Linked DNA regions of Homo sapiens: region 2 is linked to region 1. Evidence: read pairs that join two places in POLR2A ChIA-PET (ENCODE). Cell type or tissue: Caco-2. All regions are shown on one strand. Each heading gives the region's core, and the rest is flanking DNA. Links, peaks and the distances in the headings are about the cores only. Region 1 overlaps RGS7 (regulator of G protein signaling 7). Region 2 overlaps RGS7 (regulator of G protein signaling 7).

What was found. ChIA-PET counts read pairs that join two places held together with the same protein. Peaks named below come from ENCODE experiments on the same cell type or tissue, not always from the same donor. Only the 100,000 strongest peaks of a DNase experiment are listed, where the experiment ranks them.
Region 2: POLR2A ChIA-PET joins it to region 1 with 9 read pairs; 3 of 35 experiments call an interaction of 5 or more read pairs at or near these places.

What each region holds. Positions count from the first base shown.
Region 1 is chr1:241,188,130-241,196,475 of GRCh38, reverse strand. The region is part of intron 2 of RGS7 (regulator of G protein signaling 7); the gene reads left to right. Among named protein-coding and RNA genes, the nearest start is that of MIR3123, 60 kb to the right of the region's middle. RefSeq lists an enhancer at 4,273-4,567. In Caco-2, for the core only: no CTCF peak of the experiment used is centred there; a DNase peak (open chromatin) is centred at 4,445.
Region 2 is chr1:241,286,305-241,294,650 of GRCh38, reverse strand. All of the region lies in intron 2 of RGS7 (regulator of G protein signaling 7), which reads left to right. Among named protein-coding and RNA genes, the nearest start is that of RGS7, 67 kb to the left of the region's middle. In Caco-2, for the core only: no CTCF peak of the experiment used is centred there; no DNase peak of the experiment used is centred there.

The DNA.
Region 1 (8,346 bases), core at 314-8,313:
GTCAAATATTTTTAATATGCTATTTTGAGGCTTAAATGAATGTTTTTCTCCATGCTCTCTGATGACTTCAAACAGATGGGGTTTTTTTTTACACATTTTTTAGTACAAATTTACTTCTTCTTGAATATCCTTTAGTATTTTCTCTGTTCATCTGCTGCTGGTGCATTCAGTTCTTATTTGTGTGAAAATGCTTTTATTTTGTGAATTTTTGTATTGCACTTAATACTGATACATAATTACAGGTTGACCTCTGCCCCCACCCCTTTCTAAAGATATCTTTCTACTGTCTTCTGGCTTCCATTGTTTCAATTAAGAAGTCAGCTATTAGCTGTCATTCTTATTGTCCCCCCTTTGAAGTTAATACACTTTTTTCTCTATCTCTTTCTTTTTTTAAGATTTCTCTTTGACTTTGGTTTTCAGAAATTTAACTATGATGCATCTAGCTATGTGGTTTTCTTTGTATTCTTTCTTCTTAAGGCTCATAGCATTTCTTGAATAAAGTATTTGATCAGTTTGGAAAAATCCTCAGCAACTATCTTTTCAAATATTGCTTGTGCCCCATTTTTCTTTTCATTGTCTTACTGAAATTTCAGTTACATGTGTATTAGATCTTTTCATTGTACCTGTCCCATAAATTTTGCATGCTCTTTTCTTTATTTTCTGTAATTTTTTCTCCCTCTTTTGTTCTCAATATTTATTTCTGACCTATCTTCCAATTCACTATTTTTTCAATAGTCCTGTATGTCTTATTGTTACATCTATCTGTAAAGTTCTTAATTTCAGTTCTAGAATTTATATTTTCTTTGTTTTTATAATTTTTTGTTCTTCACTGAATTGTATTGCCTTATTTAATCTTTTAAACATTTTAATCACTGTTATCTTAAGTCCTATCAGATAAATACAACAACTGCATTTCTCATGGATAATTTTGCACTGTCTGGTTTTCTTTCCCTCTTGTTAGCTGGTCAAATCTTTATTTATTTATTTATTTATTTATTTTAGATGGAGTCTTGCTCTTTTCACCCAGGCTGGAGTGCAATGGCGCGATCTCGGCTCACTGCACCCTCTGCCTCCCGGGTTCGAGTGATTCTTCTGCCTCAGCTTCCTGAGTAGCTGGGATTACAGGTGCCCGCCACCATGCCCAGCTAATTTTTGTATTTTTAGTAGAGACGGGGTTTCACCACATTGGCCAGGCTGGTCTCGAACTCCTGACCTCAGGTGATCCGCCCACCTGAGCTTTCCAAAGTGCTGGCATTACAGGCGTGAGCTACCACGCCCCGCTGGTCAAATCTATTTAATATGCTATTAATTTTTCATTGAGTGTCATACATTTTAGATGAAAACTTGCAAGGCATTTTGAGGCTTCAGTGAATGTTTTTCTCCAGGTGGGACTTCAACTTGCTTCTACCAGGCAGCTAAGTGAGATGCCAATCACCTTAATCCTTTAGGACTTGAGCTGACCTAAAACTTTTCTTAAACCTTTATAAGGCTTGTTCTATTTTCTGTTTACACTCACTTGCAGGGTGAAGCCCTGTAGATTGCAGAGTGATATCCTAAGTCTTTATCCAAGGATTTTTCATTCCTGGAAGGCACTAAACTCAAATTTGTGTTGTCCTTCTCAGTGCGACTTTTAAATACTCCTGTCAACCTCCAAGCCTTTAGTAACTGCTTTGGGGGGTGAACATCTCTTGGCTTGCCTCTGTCAGATTATTTGCCCTGAAGCCCCTCTTTACCTTGATGGCTCTCTGATGACTTCAAACAGATGGGTTTTGGACATTTTGTTCAGCCTTTATAGTTATTTTCAGTAGGAAATTGGTGCAAAATAAACTGATCTCCATTGCCATAAGCAGAAGTTAGCTTCATTTCTTTTTTTAAAGAACAAAAGCCTTGCCTTTGCAGTTTTTTTAGATTATTCATTTTCTGAAAGTCAGTGGCTTTACTGAGTTTAGGGAATAAATTCCATCCAGAGGCATGAGAAAGTTGGAGGCTCCATCGCCGACTTGTTAGAATATAGCTTTTAGTTAGAGCTACACTGCAGACATTTCTTCACAATTTCATCTGATTTAGCACCAGTTGTTAGGCTTCATAATTCAAGTCCAAGAGTCTATTATACTGATAAAATTCTTTAAAAAATTATATTTCAGTTGAATGTCCATTGGTGCCCAGAGGTAGCAAGCTGTAGAATATGGGATGTGAAATTTTGTCTTTTCTCAATATAATTTTTGCTTTTATTGGGTTTCAAGGAAAGCTGAACAAAAATCTAAGAGAAAATGATGACAAAAATGTAGACAAAATTAAGTAAAGAAAATTAGGACATAAAGTTAGAAGAAGAAAAAATTTAGGTTTGGTGTAGGTGAAATAAATTAAAGACTAATATGTATTGTGCTGTCTAACGAATATAGACAGTGCTTATGTTCATCCAGAACTAGAGATTTCTACAGAAGAGCAGAAAATCAACAATTTAAATGGTGATGAGGGAATTCCTAAGAGAGTATTGCTGGAGTGTTGTGTTTGTCTTCCATATCAACTAGCATGATTTATTCCCATGTTCCAAGCATATTCCAGGAACATTCATTCAGATGCTTCATCTCCTAGAGTGAAAATTAATAGTGAATTATATCAAAGGAAATCTGAGTTTCTGGGAAAGAAGGTGTTATTTTGTGGCAGAGGGAATCCTTCTTTGCTGATCTCACCTGAAAGTCACATTCTTTCCTCTGACTTTCTGTAGCAGAAGTCTCAGTCTTAACATACATTCAAGTGTTTGTGTACTGCCTGTTTCCAGACCCTGTCCCTACTTGGTATGAAACTCAATCTTCTCAAATTGTATAAGTACTCTAGATCCTTCCGGAGAAGCATGATGAAGACTGCTCTAGACCATTTGTCTATATGTATTTAATTTATGCTTATTGAACATATGTTAAGCAACTAAACACTATATCCAAATGTGGTGTTATAAATTCAGGCAGGATGAATTGATTGATAATATCAGCTAGATGAGACACAGTAGTTGGAAATCACATTAGCTAATTTTCAGGATCCATGATGTTAGAAGTTATCATTCTAAGAGACCTGACCAAACATGGCGGGGACCAACTCCATGTGGTAACACAGGAGAGTGGCAAAGACAGTCTGAGGCCCAGATCCAGGGGGATACTCAAGACCATCTTCAGGAGCAGTGAGCAATGGATGAGGTCTTGCGGGAGAATTAGGTTTGAATAATTCTTGGCTTAGCCATGTGATTATGGGCTTAGGGAGGACAAATGATTCAAAATTAGCTTAGGAGTTTACTTAAGTCTGATCTTATAGGTTGTAAGAAAGGGAAGGAAGAAGGCTGTAGACAAGGACAATTTAGAGTTCCCAATACAAACATTTGTGTTATATTTAAATGACATTTTAAATCCTATCCTAGAGATGTGTGGCCCATTCTATGTCATTCTTCAGAACCTGCCCATTATTATAGTTCTTTGGATACAGGTTTTATGGATTTTCTGAAAGAGGCTATGCCTTTGTACCTTAATTTTCTCCATTGTGTTTAGCATAAGAGTACTTAAAAAGTAGGTGCTGAAAATATTTTTTCAAGTCAGTATAATATGTGTGATTTTTAAAATATCTCTACTGGCTAGATGGATGTTGAATTCAGCCCTTGGATTTTCCTGAACTCTTGGTACTGTGGGGCTCTGAACTTGCCTTGGGAGTGAGGCAGGAATGAAGTGAGGAGTGAGAAAGAGAAAGTCCTCCTGATTTTCTGTTTTCTTCTATTTTCTTCTTCTCTCACCTGGGCTCTTTTCTGATGGGGAATAGCAGATTGGCCCACCAAGGAAAAATGTCACGAAAAGGAATTTGTTTCATGGATAAATTATTCATGTTTTGACTAGGCCTATTTTATGTACCAGAAATTCATCTTGACCAATTCATTTAAAACTAAATCCTGGATGACTTCTGTTTCTAGAAGCTGAAGTAGGCATTCTTTGCCTTTTCATCCCACTAAGTAAAAATTCTGAACATTATACATAAAATATACATAAAGGACTCTGAAAAGTGGAGAAAAGAAACATTTGAGCTGGGGCCTTTGGGACCTGAAAAACCACATGGCAGTGAGTTCTTAATGCTAAAGAACTAGAATCCTGGAAATGCGGACAGGTGCAGACAGAAAATAAAACCAAGCCAAATCAAAATCAAAGCAAACCAAACACACACACACACACACACACACACACACACACGTGCAGACAGAAAATAAAACCAAGCCAAATCAAAATCAAAGCAAAACACACACACACACACACACACACACACACACACACACACACACACACCTGTTTTCTCTAGCCAAATGATCAGGAAAGGGCCAGGCTGGCAAGATATGGAGCTTTTAGATAATAACCTTTCTATTCCAGCCAAACACCACAGAAAGAAGTTTGGCCCCGCCTCTGCTCATGTTAGCAAAGCCTGAGTAGAAAACGTAGACTTTGACCTTTGTGAGGCTCTGTTGAGACCAAACACCCTCACCTGGGTGATAACAGAGGCAGCCCAGGAAGGAGCCTGAATTTACATCTCTGTTAGATGGTAGTGAGGCACCCCTGCCCGCATATGAACAACTCTATACACATGAATTTGACAACTTAGATGAAGCAGGCCAATTCCAAACAAATTACAAGTAAACCAACATGAAATCGAGAATTTGAATGGCCCTATGACTATTAAGGAACTTAAATTTATAATCTAAAACTCCCCAAAAAGAAATATCTAGGTCCAGATGATTTCACCAGAGAATTCAACCAAAAGCTTAAAGAAAAATTAACACCAATTCACAATCTCTTCCAGACAAAAGAGTAGAAGATACCTCTCAAATCATTTTATGAAGTAGTATTACCTTGAACCAAAACCAAAGGCAGTTCAAAAAAGGAAACTAAAGAGCGATGTATCTCCTAAATATAAATAAAAATGTCTTTAACAAAATATTAGCACATAGAATTCAGCAACATATAAAGAGTTATACATCATAATCAAAGTGGGATTTCTTCTAGAAATGCAAGGATGATTCATTGTTTGAAAATCAGTCAATGTGTTTAATTGTATTAACAGGCTAAAGAAAAAAAGGCTCACATGATCATATCAACTAATTCAGAAAAAGCATTTAAAAAAATTAAATACTCATTTATGATAAAAAAATTCTCATAAAAATAACAATAGTGGAGGCCGGGCACGGTGGCTCACTCCTGTAATCCCTCCCTTTGGGAGGCTAAGGAGGGTGGATCACAAGGTCAAGAGATCGAGACCATCCTGGCCAACATGGTGAAATCCCATCTCTACCAAAAATACAAAAATTAGCTGAATGTGGTGGCGTGCACCTGTAGTCCCAGCTACTTGGGAGGCTGAGGCAGGAGAATGGCATAAACCCAGGAGGCGGAGGTTGCAGTGAGCCAAGATCGCACCACTGCACTCCAGCCTGGCGACAGAGCAAGACTCCGTCGCAAAAAAAAAAAATGGCAATAGCGGAGAATTTTCACAACGTGATAAAGAACATCTATCCCCTCTGCAAGAAAACTACAGCTAACATTACACTTAATGGCTAGAACCTGAAAGCTTTTTCCCTTCAATTAGAAACAGGTTCCACCACTTTTATTCAACATAGTGCTGGAAGGTATTGCTAATGCAATAAGATGGGGCTGGGGGAAGGCATACAAACCAGGAAGGAAAAAAAACAGTCACCATTTTCAGATGGAATAATTGTCTATATAGAAAATGAAAAAAATCTACAAAAACATCCACAGAACTGATAAATAAGTTCAGCAAATTCATAAGATAGAAGATAAACATACAAAAATCTGTTGTATTTATCATAGCAATGAACACATGAAAATCAAAATTTAAATTATAACACCATTTACAATAATCAGAAACATTTTAAAGTAAATATTTAGGTGTAAATCTTACAAAATGTACAGAGCTTGTGTGCTGAAAACTACAGTACTAATCAAAGGAAGCACACAAAATGTAAATTAATGGACATAAATGCAATTTTTACTGATTGGAAAACTCGACATAGTAAAGTCTCAGTTCTTCACAAACTGACATACAGATTTAACATAATTCTTATCAAAATATGAGCAAAATTTTTATAAATATTGAGATTATTTTAAAATTCATATGAAAATTCAAAGGAACTAAAATAGCTAAAACAATTTTGAAAAGAAAAATAATGTGATAAAAATAAATCTGCCTCATTTCAAGACTTACTATGTCACTATAGTATCAAGATTATCAGTGGAACAGACACATAAATCCACTAGCAATCAGAATAGATAGTTTGGAACACAATAGATGGTGTGGAAGTATACCCATACAGATAGGACCAGTTGATTTTTTTTTTTGAGACGGAGTCTGCTCTGTCGCCCAGGCTGGAGTGCAGTGGCGCCATCTCGGCTCACTGCAAGCTCCGCCTCCCAGGTTCACGCCATTCTCCTGCCTCAGCCTCCCGAGTAGCTGGGACTACAGGTGCCCACCACCGCGCCCGGCTAAATTTTTGTATTTTTAGTAGAGACGGGGTTTCACCGTGGGCTCGATCTCCTGACCTTGTGATCCGCCCGCCTTGGCCTCCCAAAGTGCTGGGATTACAGACGTGAGCCACCGCGCCCAGCCTGACCAATTGATTTTTTGGACAAAGATTCAAAAGCAATTCAATGAAGGAAACATCACCTTTCAACAAATGATACTAGAGCGATTAAATGTCCATAGACTAAAATAAATGAACCTCAAGTCTCACACCTTGTACAAACTTTAAATATATTAACTCAAAATGGAGCATGGACTTAAATGTAAAATGTAAAACTTTATAAAAAGTGTAAAGAAAAAGCAAAAAATATTCAGAATCTAGTCCTAGGCAAATAGCTCTAAGACTTGATACCGAAAGCATGATTTATAAAAGAAAAAGTGAATAAATTGGACTTTATCAAAATTAAAACCTTTTGCCCTGTGAAAGACTTTGTTAAGTAAGGATGAAAAGCCAAGCTAGAGACCGGAAGAAAATAATGGTAAACCCCATATCTAACAAAGGACTAGTATCTAGAATATAGACTATAGAACTTCTAACACAACAGTAAGAATGCAAACAATTAGACCAAGGGCAAAGATATAAATAAACATTTTACCAAAGTTATACAGATAGCAAATAAGCACATAAAAAGATGTCCAACACCTAGGGAAATAACAATTAAAATCACAATGATATATCACTACATACCTACCTATCAGAACAGTAAAATAAAAATAGTTCAGCCTGGGCAATGTAGCGAGACTCTTGTCTGTACAAAAAAATAAACAAATAAATAAAATTAGCTAGGTGTGGTGGCATGTGTCTGGAGTCCCAGTTACTTGGGAGGCTGAGGTGGGAGGATCGCTTGAGCCCAGGAATTTGAGACCACAGTGAGCTATGACTGCACCACTGAACACCAGCCTGAGCAACAGAGTGAGACCCTGTCTCAAAAAAAAATTCAAAAGTGACAACACCAAATGTTGGTGAGAATGTAGAGGAACTGGAGCACTCGTATATTGTTTGGTTGATAGTTTGAAGTTCTGCTGAATTTCGAAGCCTTCAAAGTATTTTGGTGTGTATTTCCTCATATAATTTGGCAATAATTATTTGAGGTGGTAATAGGAAAGGAATTCTTACTACTTCTCTTCCTAAATAAGTAAACAAATTTGTGGAGTGGCTAATTTACTACCTAAGGTCACACAATAATGTCAGAGAACCATTGACCATAGAAGTCAATTAATATTAGTCTTAGGACTTTTTCTTAGTGTTCCAAGACTATCATGAGGTGGTTTTATTTGTTTCTGTCGTGGTTTATAATCTCAAGCATTTTTTGTAGTAAAACGTCTGAGGATCATTAATAAACCTATGATCATAAGATTTTGTAAATAAAATGTCCATGGATTAAAAGAAAAAAATATATTTTTTCTATTACCAGAGTTTAACACTCTGCTGAAAAGAAATACATAATTATAATTAAGGTTCTCTTTTTATTCTTGCACATATTTCCTGTTTATTGAATACTTTTTTTTCTGAAAACCCACTCAACTATTTAAAAAGTAGATTGGTTATTACTCTTAACATCCTTGTAGACAACTTTCTGTATAATTGTTTAAGGTCTGTCTCTTTTTGTGTGTGTGTGTGTGTGTGTGTGTGTGAGGATAAAAGAAAAGGACTATAATAGAAGTTATATAAAACTCTAACTTTTTTTCATTATTGACACATAATAATTGTATATATTTATGGGGTACCTGTGGTATTTTGATGGCATGCATACAATGTGTAATGATCAAGTTATGGTAATTTGGATATCC
Region 2 (8,346 bases), core at 209-8,208, 98 kb before region 1:
CTGGGAGTTGCTCTGGGTGAGTCAGTGAGTGAGTAGTGAGTGAATGTGAAGGTCTAGGACATTACTGTACCCTAGGGTAGACTTTATAAACCCTGCACTTAGGCGATACTAAATTTATTTTTAAAATTTCCTTTTCTTCAATAATAAATTAACCTTAGCTTACTGTAGCTTTTGACTTTTACATTTTTTAAAATTATTTTATTGTATGTTTTATTTTACTTTAAGTTCTGGGATACATGTGCAGAATGTGCAGGTTTGTTACATAAGTATACATGTGCCATGGTGGTTTGCTGCACCTGTCAACCCATCGTCTAGGTTTTAAGCCCCCATGCATTAGGTATTTGTTCTTGCCCCCCACCCCCGACAGGTCCCAGTGTGTGATGTTCCCCTCCCTGTGTCCATGTGTTCTCATTGTTCAACTCCTACTTATGAGTGAGAACATGTGGTGTTTGGTTTTCTGTTCCTGTGGTAGTTTGCTGAGAATGATGGCTTCCAGCTTCATCCGTGTCCCAGCAAAGGACATGAACTCATTCTTTTTTATGTCTGCATAGTATTCCATGGTGTGTATGTGCCACATTTTCTTTATCCAGTCTATCACCGATGGGGATTTGGGTTGCTTCCAAGTGTTTGCTATGGTAAATAGTGCTGCAATAAACATACAAGTGCATGTGTCTTTATAGTAGAATGATTTATATCCTTTAGGTATATATCCAGCAATGGGATTGCTGGGTCAAATGGTATTTCTGGTTCTAGATCCTTGAGGAATCGCCACACTGTCTTCCACAATGGTTGAACTAATTTACACTCCCACCAACACTGTAAACGTGTTCCTATTTCTCCACAGCCTTGCCAGCATCTGTTGTTACCAGACTTTTTAATGATGGCCATTCTAACTGGTGTGAGACGGTGTCTCATTGTGGTTTTGATGTGCATTTCTCTAATGACCAGTGATGATGAGCATTTTTAAATTTCTTAACTTTTTGACTCTTCTTTACAAAAATATTTTCTTTTTTATATTCTTATTCTATAAGCCTTTTTGTGCTTTAATTTTTTTTACTTTAAAAACTTTTTTTATTAAAAACTAAGACACAAATGCAGCCTTAGCCTCAGCGTACACAGGGTCAGGATCATCCATATCACTGTTTCCACCTCCACAAAGGTCTTCAGAGGCAGTAATAGGCATGGAGCTGTCATCTCCTATGACAACAATGCCTTCTGGAATACCTCCTGAAGGAACTTCCCGAAGCTGTTTTATAATTAACTTATTATATACTTCTACTTACGTAAGTAAAAATACACTCTAAATAATGATAAAAAGTATAGTATAGTAAATACATAAACCAGTAACATAGTCATTATCATTAGTAAGTATTATGTACTGTATGTAATTGTATGTGCTACACTTTTTCAACTAGCAGCTTAGTGTGTTTGTTTACAACAATGAGTAATGCATTGTGCTACAACTTTATGACTGCTACAGTGTTGCTAGGCGATAGGAAATTTTCAGCTCCATTATAATCTCATGAAACCATTGTCATATCTGCAGTCCACCGTTGACTGAAATGTTGTTAAGCAATTGATGACTTTATATGTACCGCATGTGCAAAGTTTTGTAAAGTTGATATATACAGCTTTTGCACCCAGCTCTTTTCACTTCATATTACATTCTACAAATTTTCTGATGCGTTTAATGGTATTTGAGAACATGAGTGAACATCTGCAAAATATATGAATGCATTGTAATTTATTTGAACTCTTCTGATTTGTGTCGTAAATAATTTTAAAGAGCTATACTTTTCCTCTACATTTTCAGAATAATTGTTTCTGTGCTATCTTTTTAAGACTCATGGTTTCCTTCTTCCCTCCCTTTCTCCCTTCTCTTTATTTCCTCTTTATTTTTGGGGGGAAGAGGAATGTTCACGACAGATTAGGCTGCTTGGCCATAGTAGAGTAAATGGCTTGTGCACAGATCTACCTACTGTTAACCTGAGTGCTCACAGTGTTTTCCTAGGAGGTGGTGCTGTGAACAGCCTAAGCTCTGTGTTCTGTACTCTTCTGTTGGATTTATGAGATCCTCTTTTATCCCAACTATTTGTCTCTCTGGTTGACTAAATGACTAAGTACGTGAAAACCACAACTCCCAATCTCCACTGCTACCAGGGATCTTCTCCAAAGCCCACTACACTACACAAGCCGCCCTATTGCTTGTTGAGATTGTGTCCCTTTCCCGGGAGTAGTTTATTTCCTAAATGATCCCCTTTGAGTCCTCTCTTTTTATTTTGCACTAAGCTGCTAGTTGAATAAAAGTGTAGCACATACAATTACATACAGTACATAATACTTAATAATGATAATGACTATGTTACTGGTTTATGTATTTACTATACTATAGTTTTTATCATTATTTAGAGTGTATTTTTACTTATGTAAGTAGAAGTATGTAATAAGTTAGTTATAAAACAGCGTCAGGAAGGTCCTTCAGGAGGTATTCCAGAAGAAGGTATTGTTGTCACAGGAGACGACAGCTCCATGCATATTACCGCCTCTGAAGACCTTCCAGTAGGACAAGACATGGAGGTGGAAACAGTGATATGGATGATCTGGACCCTGTGTAGGCCGAGGCTAAGGCTGCATCTGTCTCTTAGTTTTTAAGGGAATTAGTCTCTGTAGAAGGAATAGTATGGATTAAAGAGGCCATGACACAGTTTCTGGCTTGTTCGGTGATTGTACTACAGATGGAAAGCTCCTAGTGCTTTGGTTAAAATGTTGGGAATTCTGGCTGGGCATGGTGGCTCACGCCTGTAATCCCAGCACTTTGAGGCTGAGGCGGGTGGATCACCTGAGGTCAGGAGTTCGAGACCAGCCTGCCCAACATGGCAAAACCCTGTCTCTACAAAAAATACAAAAAGCCGGGCGTGGTGGCAGGCACCTGTAGTCTCAGCTACTCGGGAGGCTGAGGCAGGAGAATCACTTGAACCTGGGACACAGAGGTTTCAGTGAGCCGAGATCATGCCACTGCACTCCAGCCTGGGCAACAAGAGCAAAACTCCATCTCAAAAAAGCAAAAAAAAAAAAAAAAAGCTGGGAATTCTCTGAGCCAGAAAGGGAAAGATAAGGCTTGCCCCTACCTTCCCTTCAGTAGGCAACATTGCCCCATTTTATATTAATAGTATATCTGGACAATATACTGTTTTCCACCCTAGTTGTCATCCTCAATGTAGCTCTAAAAGTTGGTGACCAGTGAAAATTCCTCTAAGGATTTTTAAACCAGAGTATCATCTGCCTTAACTTCTGTCTTCTCCTGTGTTTACATGTGTATTGTAACTGTGAGTCTTACTTAGGAAATAAAAACCACACATTGACAAGGTCCCTACCAATTCTCTGAGACCCATTTAAAATGGTCTCTTCATGAAGTTGATCCTGATGTCCTCAGGGAACTTGGCACATGGTCTTCCTCCTTTGTGTTCTTATATCACCTGGATTCATTCTGCTCTCAAAATGTATATCCTGCCTGGCTTTGTCTGTGTTTATTTTATCCTCTTTACCAGTCTAAGTTCCTTAAGGACAGAAAAGTGTCTTGTTTCTCTTATCATTTGCCCAGTAGAAATCCTTTAAATCAAGAAAAGAGGTGGGGCACGTGGAAACAAAATGTGAGTGTTCACTCTGCAATAGGCTGTGTGCCTGACACTTTACCGGTGCCATTTTATGCTGCCATTGTATCATGGTTAATTGCATACATACATACAAATCTTGTAAGTTGTAATGCCATATTAAAAAGTAGAGTTCGTATTTACAGGTGTTTGTAAATGACAAGTTTGAAATCTGTCTCGCCATTTCATGAGATATTTGCTGTCAACTCTGTTGACAGTTGAGAAAATTGAGATTTGGAGAGTTTATGGTAATTTGTCCAAACTTACATAGCTACAGAGTGACAAAACTAATATCCAAACCCATGCCAAACTAATTTTAGTCTTTTAGCTATACTTCCACCTGATCTCTCTGCTTTGTTAATTTATGCTAGAGTGTTCAGTTAACGTGCAGTTGAGAGGATCATTTATTATTCTAGGCGAGTTCATTCTCTTATTTAATCAAGAAGCAACCTAACTTGAAATGAGAACAGGACACAATTTCCTTTCTACTTAGCATAAAGAAAAATGAAACGAATGATTTTTATTTTGTACTCTGAGATAGTGGGATGATGGGAGAGATAAACGGATCACATATAACCATGCTAAATTTCTAAGTCATTGCTGTATTTTGGTAAGCTTTTGTCAGAAAAGTTATTCATATATTTTAAAAATTCAATCTGTTAGCTAGTAGACTATGTCTGAAGGAAATATGCACACGTTCTTTGGAATGTCTCTTAATTTCCAAATCATCTGAATCACACATTTTGGCATCAGCTGCTGCTGTTTTTCCTCCTGATCATCTTGCCTATAGCAGTTCTGGGTGAGGCACTATTAAATATGTACTCCCTAAATTACAAACTTCTCATTTACAAACACCTGTACATATAAACCCTACTTTCTAACATGACATTTGAATTTAAAGGGAGATTTGCATGCATGTATACCACTAACCAGTATATAAAAATACTGACATAGAAAGTGTAGTACTGCTTTAGCCTTTGCCTCAATTCTGATGATCTCTGTCTTAGAGCAATAAGAAAGTTTGCAACAGAAGATTCACTCTAAGCTAGAATGAGTGATGGAACCAAGACTTTCCTCTTCCGCACTAGGCACTAGGTGATGCTGTGGACCACATGCTTCTGCTTGCCCTCATCTCCATCTTTCCTCTTCTCACTCAGGTAGCAGCAGGCAGTCATGCTCTCCCTCCATCTTCCCTCGTACCACTTCCCACCTCTCTTCAAGCACCAATTGTTTGAGAGTCTGTGAGGAGACCTCTCATGTGCCCAAGAGATTGAGGTGAGGAGGGTTTCTTCAACTTAGGATCAGTGCTCAGGAACTCATGTGCTTTCTAAATATACCTTGTAGTTCCTTTGTAAATATTTGTTTGGTGAGTGAACCAAGTGTACCTTTTCGTTAAGCATTTATTTAACAACTATGTTATAGAATTGGAAGTTCCGTAAATTCTCATACAAAATTGAATGAGAAAACTTCCTCAAGATATGTAGAACCTGATTTTTGGTTGGGGCACACAAGTAGATACATCAGCTGTTACTATAAAATGTGGTGAGCACTATCGGAGAAGCATGGACATGCTATTCAGGGAGCACAAAGGGGAGACCACTAAATCAAGGTTGTGGATCAAGGGGAGTTTCCCAGATGACTGGATAATTGCACTAAATTTGAATAATGAGTGGGCATTTGCTAGATAAAGCAGGTCTGCAGGGCAGAAAGAGGGGAAACTGTGCTTAGGGACCTACAAATAGTTTGAATTGACTGAAGAAGAGAGAGTGTTGGACACTGAGGCATGATGGAGAGGCAGGAGCTGGATCACAGAAGGCTTGTGTGCTAAGCATCTCATTGAAAGGCTGACTTGCATTGTCCCAGGTATGGGGGCTGCTCCAAGAAGAGCATTCCTTACTGGAGGCAAAGGTTAGTATCGTGACTTACTTTGCATTTTAAGCCTTGTACAGCCAAAACAGCAGTAGTGGTAACAAAAGCCTGGGCATTTGCAGAGACTGAATGGATTTATATAATCACTGAGCAGGCGAGTCGTTTTGGTTTAGGCTGATGTCAGAAAATGTGGTCACTGGGAGGGATCCTTGTGATAATCATGTTCCAGGAAGGCTTAGTTCCTGCTGGAGCAGGTAGGGAACATTTCTGTGGCCAGAATCTCTCATTGAACATGGAACACAAAAGCTTGAGTTTGAGGAGGAGTCCTATTCTGCAAGTCCTCAATTTCTTGACCAGAGGCTTTGGGCAGGGCACGATGAAGACAATTTCCAACTTTCCAGAAATGAATTTATTTCTTTACAGGATTGCAATTGTTAGGCGCCCTCAGTTTGAAAATGGAAGTAGACCTTGTGGCCTCCCTTACTTTTGCTTCCAGACAGATAACCGTGGGCTCTGCAGCAAAGCACCTTTTTCCATCTGGGGTGTCTGGGGATCAGAGAGAAGGTTCCCTTTACTCACCATGTTGTATAGTAACAGCGCCCCGTACTTCAGCACATTTATCAGATTTGGGTGGAACTTGGAGGACTTGCTGAACTCTTCAGACTACTCATGTCCTCCAGAAATCCTTCTCTGAGGAACAATAACAGGCATACTTGGTCTCCATACCCACTCGGAGATGAAGGAGCCTGAACTAGATATGTGAGAAAGAACGGAAGCTCTGGAGTAGCACAGAGCTGGAGTCGAATCCTGAATCTTCTCATCACAAGCCACGTGATCTCAGGCAACTTGCTTTACCTCACTTAGCCCATGTTTCACGTGTGTAAAATAGAGACACTACCAGCCTCATGGCTGATGAAACATCAAGTTCTTGGCCACGTGAAACATATCTGCCAATGTTCATTTCTTATGCATTGCCAAAAACTTCACAATTTTTGTGTTGTGGAAATTCTCACTATTTGTCGTAAGGTTCTACATCAAATAAAATGTTAATTGATTTGCTACAAGGTGTCCCCAATTTTCTAGGACACCTTGAAAGAAAAAGAATCTTCTGTCTGATCCCCAGTTAGTCCAGATGGGAAAATTACTTTGTGGCAGAGCCCAAGGTTACCTGTCAGCAAGCTAAAGTAAGGGAAGTTATAATGTATACCTCCATTTTCAATAATTTGTCCAGTGTCATATATTTTTATTTTTTCATTAGAAAATATGGCCCCTGCATTTGCCCAAGCCTGACAGTTATTTGCTTTAGAAAAGGGCAAGATCTTGATTCCTCATAATGTATATGATATTTACTTAGAAGTCCCTCTGTCGTGTGTGTGTGTGTGTATGTGTGTGTTTGAATGTGTGTGTGTGAAGTAGGTATCTATAGAATTAAGGATAACCAGAGAGGTCTTCCTTTGCCTAAGACCATTACACGAGGCAGGACAGCTTGTGGGTTACAAAAAAATAAAACCGGGAAAAGTAGATCCAGGGCGTGTTAGTCTGTTTTCACACTGCTAATAAAGACATACCTGAGGCTGGGTAATTTATAAAGGAAAGAGGTTTAATTGACTCACAGTTCCACATGGCTGGGGAAGCCTCATAATCATGGCAGAAGACAAAGGAGGAGCAAAGTCACGTCTTAAGTGACAGCAGGCAAGAGAGAGCTTGTGTAGGGGAACTCCGCTTTATAAAACCATCAGATCTCGTGAGACTTATTCACTATCACAAGAACAGCACAGGAAAGACCCGCCTCCATGATTCAATCACCTCCCACTGGGTCCCTCCCACAACACATGGGAATTATGGGAGCTACAATTCAAGATGAGATTTGGGTGGGGACACAGCCAAACCATATCACAGGGATTTAAATGTCATAAACTCTACTGATGACCTCATTGCCACTTGTCAATTACACCCTCAGAAATGGTTTCTACTTTTACTGAAGTTCATTATGTTAAAGGGCAGACTGCCTTTGGAGCTGAGACTCCTGACACATCATGACTTTTCTCAGCATTGATCAGTTTAGAATAATTTTGTGATGTCTATATTTGTCATTGTCCATGGGCTTTTTAAATACTGCAGCTAGTTGTACTTTGAGATTTAAGGACCGATTATTTCCTTATGACACACAGAAATCTATATTCTGCAGGCTTTCACAAAAGTATGTTCAGACAGAGTCTTTGCAGGGATTTGGCCCTGAAATCTAGATGTCCCTTGTTGATTGTAGTGTGTGGTGTAGGCCACCAGACAGAATAAGAGGGCTGCAAGTGGCATGTTTATGGGGCTGTGAAGTCACTTTAATGATATTCCTCTTCCTTGAGCAGTGTGGCATAACCAGAGACTTCTGGAAAATTACTATAGTTGGGCTGGCAGCAGCAAGCCACAGGGTGCTGGCACTTGTTCAGAAAGCCCAAAAGACCTGAGAGAAAAACCCTAGTTTGGGCCAAATGGAAAGGAGAAGGAGGAGTTCCGAGGTTGAATCAGACTGATTCCTGGGGAGGTAGGTTTGATATAATCTCTTTGTTATGGAACAGGCAGATAGTTTGTGCAGTCAGGCTTGTTGGTGGGATGACACCACTGTTCACTTCCTTCTCTTCCCCCATCCCCATTTTTTTGGGGGTGGGAATTCTTAGCGGTGTTTCTGAACTAGGTTTAGATGGAAGGAACGGAAGTGGCGTGTATGTGTAATAATAAGAAACGATCTCTCATCCCTTTATCAGACAGAGCTGAAGAAGGGAGTCAGTGTGTAGGATGTCATATGTAGTAGTTTTCTAGTCTCAGGTTTGTC